Regions from separate parts of the Homo sapiens genome. Here region 1 is linked to region 2. Evidence: read pairs that join two places in POLR2A ChIA-PET (ENCODE). Cell type or tissue: GM12878. All regions are shown on one strand. Each heading gives the region's core, and the rest is flanking DNA. Links, peaks and the distances in the headings are about the cores only.

What was found. ChIA-PET counts read pairs that join two places held together with the same protein. Peaks named below come from ENCODE experiments on the same cell type or tissue, not always from the same donor. Only the 100,000 strongest peaks of a DNase experiment are listed, where the experiment ranks them.
Region 1: POLR2A ChIA-PET joins it to region 2 with 5 read pairs; 2 of 35 experiments call an interaction of 5 or more read pairs at or near these places.

Annotation. Positions count from the first base shown.
Region 1 is chr2:216,014,893-216,019,291 of GRCh38, forward strand. It overlaps a transcript of MREG not described here. Among named protein-coding and RNA genes, the nearest start is that of MREG, 3.5 kb to the left of the region's middle. RefSeq lists an enhancer at 1,106-1,185. In GM12878, for the core only: no CTCF peak of the experiment used is centred there; DNase peaks (open chromatin) are centred at 1,309 and 2,699; H3K4me3 peaks cover 1,328 bases; H3K27ac peaks cover 2,679 bases.
Region 2 is chr2:215,888,518-215,892,916 of GRCh38, forward strand. No RefSeq gene overlaps it. Among named protein-coding and RNA genes, the nearest start is that of LINC00607, 47 kb to the left of the region's middle. In GM12878, for the core only: no CTCF peak of the experiment used is centred there; no DNase peak of the experiment used is centred there.

The sequences.
Region 1 (4,399 bases), core at 253-4,252, 130 kb after region 2:
ATATTTATGGAGCATCTCATCTGTTATGTGCTGGGTATTTTCTAAGAGCCGGGAATAAAGCAGTGAATGAAACAAATACAAATCTTTACTCTAATGGAGCAAACGTTCTAGTGGGAAGTCAGACAAAGTATTATTCAATATGTTAGGAGTCCATATGTACTATGGAGAAAAATAAGGCAGGGAAGGGAATAAGAAGTGCCAGGGAGAGCGGGGTGTGTGTGTGCACGCGTGTGTGTGCGCGCGTGCGTCTGTGCGTGCGTACGTGTGCGCGCGCGCGTGCGTGTGTGTTCGTGTATGTGTGCGTGTGCGTGTGTGTGTTGGGTGGAGGGGAGTGATGCCTGCACTTTTAAATGAGGTGGTCAGGGAAGGCCTCGCTGAGACTGTGACATGTAAGAAAAACTTGAAGGAGGTGAGCAAGCTAGCCATGATATCGCCAGGAAGAGTATTTCAGGCGGAGTGAATATGGGCAAAACCCCAGAGGAGGGAGAATGAACTATAGGGTACCTGTGGGAGAATATGGACTCTAGGGGCCCTAGAGAGAAGGGGGCCATGGAAAGGGAAGAGTTATAGGAGATAGCGGAACACGGGACGTTGCAGGACATTGATTGCAAGGACTCTGGATTTTGCTCCACATGAGCTGAGAAAATCTTCAGAGGTTTTTGAGTAGAGGGAACGATATGGTCTAACTGAGATGGTAATAGGATCCAATGGCTGCTGTCTTGAGAAAAACCTAAGTGTCAAGGGAGATGTATATGGAGGCCATCCTAAAGGTCCAGGTGACAGATGACAGTGGTTTACACCAGGGTGGTGGGTGGTAGCAGTCGAGGTGGTAAGGAACGGCTGGACTCTAGCTGGAATTTGAAGGTAGAGCCAACAGGATATGCTGAAGGATTGTAAATAGGGTGTGAAAAGAAAAGAAAAAAGTGAGTCCCAAGTTTTGGATTTATAAACTTGGAGGCTGAATCTCCACTGGCTGAGATAGAGGAGTGTGGGAGGAGCCGGTTTGGAGGGTGAGGAGGAGGAGCAAGAGCTTATGAAAGTGTCAATCCTCATGGGCGGTGTATTATTTTTAAAAGTGTCTTACTACACATAGGTTTGTCCTGTTCCAGCTACAGTGTGAGGCTGAAGGGACTTATCAAGTACATAATTCATTGAAAGGCTACGAAGGGATAAAGAAAAATAACAGAAGGTCCCTGCAGCCTCTGGCTTAGCTGGGGAGACAGGATATGGACCCATCATGAAACATTAACAGGATGTGACAGAGAACCAGCTGTCACCAGACAGCACAGGACTGTGTTGTCATGCCCACACCATGTCGCTTACCACTTGCACCTGGTGCCAAGATGGAGGCTGAGTGTGGTTTTACAAAGCACACTTCCTACTGGCTGGAAAATCCCCTGGTAAAAATGACTGTATTCTGAAATTGGATTTTGGATTTTGAGATAATCCACCTAGGTTCAAATAGAAAGTGGGTAAAGGAGGGTCCCAAAATGTGAACTCAGCTAGCAAGAAAATGAAAACTAGGGACTGACAGCTACTAGTAACTATTTGAGTTGGATTTGCTGAGAATGGAGAAATTGGAGCATTCAGCTCCTGGAAAATATAAGTGCTGTGCCCCATTACTAACTTTGATTTTTAAACATGTCACTTAATTTTTCTGAACCTCAGTTTTCTAATCTATGAAATAGAGGTGACAAGTCTTACCCTATTTAACACAGTTGTGAGACTCAAATGAGACAGTCTTAAAACCTTTATAAAGCCCTGAAGAAATATCAGAATTCAATATTATTAAACAAATTCAAATAATATAGGCCCGTTTGGGGAAATGTCAGCTCCAGCACTACTTGGCTTGCATATGACATTTGTACCTCTGCAATATACAGGCATCTTTTATGTGGTTTGTTTCAGACAGGATATTTATAGAAAGCCACAGAACTACATCTATTTAACAAACTTGATCAAGAGGTTAATGTCCTGCCTTGCTAAGGATCACATCAAATGTTTGCCAACTGTAACAGTTACTAACATTTTTAAAATTAATTTTAAGTTCTAAAACTTCTAAATGAAATAGTCTTCTAAAAAATTGGAATATTACAGCTCAGATTCCCTCTGTTGACTATCCACAACCTAATCCCCTTTCTACCTCCACCCTCCACATCCCCCCGGGTAACCATTATTATCAATATGGTACAAACCTTTTTCTGGACACATAAACACATATGTGTACTTGTGATGTAGCATCATTGTGTGTGCTGTTATTGTTAGTGAGTTTTGTTTTGTTTTGTTTATCTAAAAGGCGTGCAGCATCTATTTGCAAGCTTTTTCTATTTAATAATATGTCTTGGAGAGCAATCCTTGTTAGTATACTAATACTACCTCATTCTTATTAACTGATGTGAGTCTTCTGTTTACTAGGTTTTTAGGGATTTTTAGATCAGTTTTTCTTAGCATTCCTCTTCCCGGAATTTTAATGCCTTCACTATTTCCTTGATAAATTACAACTTTGATGGGAATAAAAACGTGACCAAACTCTCCAGTTTCACATTCAAATATGGTAGCTGAGATCACATTTTGACAATCCTATTTCAGATATCATTCACAGGGCAGCAGCAAGTTTCCCCTTTTTTAGAGTGGCGCTAGATGGTTCCTACTGCCTGAGTTGAAGCCAACACCGCCAACCACATGCAGCAGCATCTGACTTTTACCAAGAGCCCTCTGGGCACCTGATGTCCGGGAAGTAGGCAGTCCCCTGCCATCAGTGACTCACAGACCCATCAGCTGCTTGTTTCCAAGGCAGACCTGCTGGCTCCTATTTTCAGATTTCCCCATAGCAGGGGAAACTCTACAGTCTGGTTTGAAAACAACTAGTAGAATTTGGAGGCCCCTCTCTTTAAGAATTTTTTTACGACTTCTGGGAGTTAGAGGAAAAAGCACAGGCAGGGAGGAAAAATTAGAAATTCAAAACACTGAAGCTCCGCCCAGGCACGGTGGCTCATGCCTGTAATCCTAGCACTTTGAGAGGCCAAGGTGGGCGAATAACCTGAGGTCAGGAGTTTGAGACCAGCCTGGCCAACATGGTGAAACCCCATCTCTACTAAAAATACAAAAAAAAAAAAAAAAATTAGCCATGAGTGGTGGTGCATGCCTGTAATCCCAGCTACTCGGGAGGCTGAGGCAGGAGAATCACTTGAACCCAGGAGGCAGAGGTTGCAGTGAGCTGAGATCGCACCACTGCACTCCAGTCTGGGCGACAGAACGAGACTCCACCTCAAAAAAAAAATTAAGCTCCAATGCCACATCATGAACACATTCCACCAAAAAGTTGTGCTTAGACAACATAGCATGAGCTGGTATCATTCAGTTATTTGTTCTACAAAAATTTATTAAGTCAGGAACTGGGAATACAATGGTGAACTAGAATGTAGGGTCCATTCATGGAGGCAGGGATTTTGTTTTGTTCTTTGCAATATCCCCAACGCCTAGAACAGTGCAGACCTTGCCATACGACAACATCTAGAACAATGCACGCACATAGTGGGCACTTAACAAATGTGCTGAATAAACACAAGAAAACAGAAAAAGAGCTATTTAGTGTTGGCATGGAAGGTTATGTTTAATTCTGAGGAGTCTATTTATGAGCTGCCCACATCCAGCAGAGAAAAACGAACAAGTAGCGTCTTCCTTAAAGAAAAAATAGGGTTTCTGAAACAAACCAGTACTCTGAGCCAAGCATCATCACTCACCCCAAGTGATCCAAGATAGAGAAGCAACATGCCTCACCTCTCCAGAGAAGTCACATTAGGGAGTGGCATGACTAATGTTACCAAAGTAAAATCCGCCAAGGGTCCTTATAGAGTCTGTTGTTTCTACCTGTGTAGTATCCCTCACTCTGCCTTTTGGTAACAGTGTTTTGTTTTCCTTTGAAGAACATGCCCCCAATTCAATAGGCTGGCTATAACAATGAAGGTACCTTCCATCCCTCACCCCTAACCCTCAACAGGAAATGGACATGTGACCAAGAAATTGACATGTGACCAAGATGAGCCAATCAAACACTCTTTCTATAATTTGCTTCTTAACGGCAAAGACTCAAAGTTGGAAAACAGCTGGAGTTGAGGCATGAATTATTTTAAGGGTAGCATCTTGAAGAGCAGACCCAACCACAATTGCTCTAGGCTTTAGATGCTTAGAGCTTTCCTGCTCTTGCATTTCCGAAACAAGATCTATTATTCTAGCTCTTTAGTACTCCCATCATTCTATGGGTTACTCCATAACTTGTCAATCAATACTAATTTTTTTTTCTTTTTTGGCTTAAGTTAACCAGTGTTAGAGTCTGTTGCTTTCAGAACTAACCCCATATAGTCCCCTGAACTGGGTTAAGAGGCAGGAAAAGGGTAAT
Region 2 (4,399 bases), core at 214-4,213:
TTGGAACAAGCAATGTTAAGAAGCTAAATACAGTAATAAGTGTTCTATCTACCTAAAATTCACATACGCTGTAATGAAAGAGTTCTGTGTTCAGCCACTTAACTGAGTATGTTTTATGCTGAAAACATCCAGAGACAACATGCCAAGGAGGAGGGAACAGTAAAGATTTTTATAGCAAACCCATGATCTTTGAAGAAGAAAATCCCCTACTCCCTTGGCAGTGACCAAAAAGAAAAAGCACAGGGGCATTTTCTTCAAAGGAGACTTCCAGGTGACTGCTGTAATGTGGTTAGCAGCAACTCATTGACTCCTAGAGGGGTATCCGGCCAGAGCTGTGCTAACTAGTGACATGTTTCCTTATCCACAGTTTGAGATTCTTAATCATAAGATCATAAGGGAAGGAAAAGCACGAGGTACTTGGGTAACAGTTGAGAGATGGTATCTGTAAGCAGCTGGTTGCTGTCAGACTAGAACCAGGATATAAATCCTTTCCCAAGGACTGGCCAAATTCTTTGATCTTGCCCAAGCACTATGGAATTGACAATCAGAATATACTAAAGTGAATTTTTTTTTATTTTTATTTATTTATTTATTTTAATTTTACTTTAAGTTCTAGGATACATATGATACATGTGCAGAATGTGCAGGTTTGTTACGTAGGTATACATGTGCCATGGTGGTTTGCTGCACCTATCAACCCATCATCTAGGTTTTAAGCCCCACATGCGTTAGGTATTTGTCCTAATGCTCTCCCTTCCCTTGCCTCCCTCCCCACAACAGGCCCCAATGCGTGTTGTTCCCCTCCCTGTGTCCATGTGTTCTCATTGTTCAACTCCCACTTATGAGTGAGAACATGTGGTATCTGGTTTTCTGCTCCTGTGTTAGTTTGCTGAGCTTCATCCACGTCCCTGGAAAGGACATGAACTTGTTCTTTTTTATGGCTGCATAGTATTCCATGGTGTATATGTACCACATTTTCTGTATCCAGTCTATCATTGATGGGCATTTGGGTTGGTTCTAAGTCTTTGCTATTGTAAATAGTGCTGCAGTAAACAAACATGTGCATGTGTCTTTATAGCAGAATGATTTAGTGTAAATTAGTTCAAACATTGTGGAAGACAGTATGGTGATTCCTCAAGGATCTAGAACTAAAGTGAATTCTTAATGCCCCAGCCAAATTTGTTCTTCCTCTAGTCTTTCTCACCTTTAGAAGTGTCACTGTGACTCACCCTGGTACTCATTTCTGTAAATGTCCCTTCATCTTCACACTCAATCCATTACCAAGTCTCAATCCATCTAGAAATTTCAAAGCACTCCCATCACCCTCATTCACTAGCAATGTCAACATATCAAGTGCCTCATTGCTATTTCCTCCCTATTCTATTCTTACCTTTTCTACCTTTTTCCACACGGGAGCTGGAATAATCTTTAAATGCAAATTAGAAATTAAAAGTCTCTCACAGGTGTTCCTTTGCTCCTAAAAGAAAATACATATTCTGTAGCATGTCCTATGCTAAGTCTTACATGTGATCTGACCCCAGCCCTTCTCCAGTTAATCTCATGCTTCTCTTCCCTGCATGCATTACTCTGCAGAGACACTACCTTTGATTCCATAAATATGACAATCAATTTCCCACCTCAGGTTTTAGCCCATGCTGTTCTCTTTGCCTGGAATTCTCTAGTCCCTGGTCTTTATTGACTAACTTCTACATCTTACAGAAGATAATAAATTAGGGCTGAGTGTGGTGGCTGACGCCTATAATCTCAACACTTTAGGAAGCTGAGTGTGGAGGATCACTTGAGGTTAGGAGTTCGAGACCAGCCTGGTCAACATGGTGAAACCCCATCTCTACTAAATATACAAAAATTAGCCAGGCATGGTGGCACAAACCTGTAGTCCCAGCTACTAGGGAGGCTGAGGCATGAGAATTGCTTGAACCCAGGAGGCAGAGGTTGCAGTGAGCTAAGATTGTGTCACTGCACTCCAGCCTGGGCAGGAGAATGAGACTCCGTCTCAAAAAAAAAAAAAAAAAAAAAAGTAACTAGACTAAAATATCCAGCTTTTCCTGGCCCATTAATCTAAATTATGGCACTCTTAATACACTTATGTGTACTGAGCTTCTCCTTGGCACTTACCCAATTTGAATGTCCTACATTCATTGTGTGCTTATCTTTTTAATGTCAATGTCTTCCACTATGCTGTAATATCCACAGAGCAGACACTAGGTGTGTCTTTCTGGTTTACCTCAGTTTCCTTAGCACCTAGCACAATATCTAACACATAGTAGGTGCTCAATACCTATTTGCGGAATCTGTGAATGAATAGATGAGCAGAAATCATGGCTTAGGGATACCTTTTGCTATACAGACAGTTTTCATTTAAAAGGCACTAGTATTTAATTCCACTTTTTAAAGATTAAATACAGATAAATATTACACTATTGAGTTAAACGGGCTTATATTCAAATACTATTGAACCACTTAGTGACTGTGTAACTTGGGAATGTTTCTTCCTTCTCTGCATCTTGGGTTTCTAAGCTGTATAATAAGGATAATAGAGCTTATCTTATAGTTAAAAGTGCTCACTATTTTTCCTTACAACTTTATTGTACTTTCCAATTTTCCTACTGTTATAATCAGGAAAGAGCAATAAATATTATTTTAGAAAATGCCTGCCTCAAAGTTGTCATGAAGATTCTTATTATCTACTAATTTGCAATTCAGATACCATATTAATTATCTATGCTGGGTAAGAAGCTCCAAAACTTGGTAACTTAAAACAACAATCTTCATGATTTCTCTGTGGCTCTGGAATTCAGGAGTGGCACAGCAGGTCGTCCTGGCTCAAGTCTCTCATGAGGTTGCAGTCAGATGCCACCAGGGCTGCAGTCACCTGCAATCTACTGACTGGAGATAGAGGATCCACTTCCAAGGCAGCTCACTCACATGGCTGGCAAGCTGGTCTGGCTGTTGGTTGGGTGCCTCAGCTTCTCTTCTTTGTGGAGGTTCTTAAGTATCCTCCCAGATGTGGCTGGTTTTCCCCTGGGCAAGAATCCAAGAGACCAAAGCAGAAGCTGCAAGCCTCTTAGGACCCAGCCTTGGAAGTCACAGAGTGTTTGTTACTTCCACCCTATTTTATTGGTCACAGAGAGTCAGCCCTAATTCACTGTGAGAGCAGACCACACAAGGGACGGAAGACTGGAGCACTGGAGCATTTGAGAGGCTACCACCGACTAAGAACTCTCACTTCCACCTTTCTCCTCACAGGACACCCATAAACTCTCGCCACTATTTCTTTCTTTCTTTCTTTCTTTTTTTTTTTTGAGATAGGGTCTTGATCAATCGCCCAGGCTGGAGTGCAGTGGCGCGATCTCGGCTCACTGCAAGCTCCGCCTTCCGGGTTCACGCCATTCTCCTGCCTCAGCCTCCCGAGTAGCTGGGACTACAGGCACTCGCCACCACGCCCGGCTAATTTCTTTTTGTATTTTTAGTAGAGATGGGGTTTCACCTTGTTAGCCAGGATGGTCTCGAACTCCTGACCTAGTGATCCACCCGCCTCGGCCTCCCAAAGTGTTGGGATTACAGGCGTGAGCCACCGCACCCGGCCTCCCGCCACTATTTCTAATACTGGCAGTTGCTAATTGTGATATGTCTATTTTTTTCTTTTTAGATACTGGGCTCTTGTTACACTGCCTCTGATAGAAGAAAATGTGTGTCTTTTGTATATTTTCAAAGATGAGTCTGTGTCAATGTCATTTACTTTAGATAATGGTTTCCTGTTTAATTTGCTTTCTCTAACTCTCACCACGATGCCATTTTTGTTCACATTAGAACATAATAATTAAAAGAAATTCATCACTTGATCATCACAATGATCATGGGAGTGGTTACTCCTCATAGATCACTACTAACTGATTTCAACTGAGACAAAGATAATGTAACAAGTAATACCTTTGTAACCATCATTCTGCTGTGGGAGCTGAAAGGGGGCATGCATACTCATAGAGTAAAAAAGCTAACTGCTGCTATCTAGAGACCTGATCCCTAGTCCCATATCCAGTGATACGGCATTGACTAAGACTGATTGAGACACTTGGATGCTCTAGCTCTTATTTACCCTCCTTGCCTAAGTAAGATTGACAACAAGTGTCTTCACCTTACAAGCACAAATAGGAATGCCTGTAAGCTAAAGACACAAACAACAAATTGCCTCTGAGGACAGGAACTAGCTATCTGGGAAAAGAGGTGAGAAGGGTATTTTCACTGTATACTCTTCTATATCATCTGGATTTTAAACTATTGAATGTATCATCTAATAAACATCCCAGCACTTTGGGAGGCAGACGCAGGAAGATCACCTGAGGTCGGGAGTTCGAGACCAGCCTGACCAACATGGAGA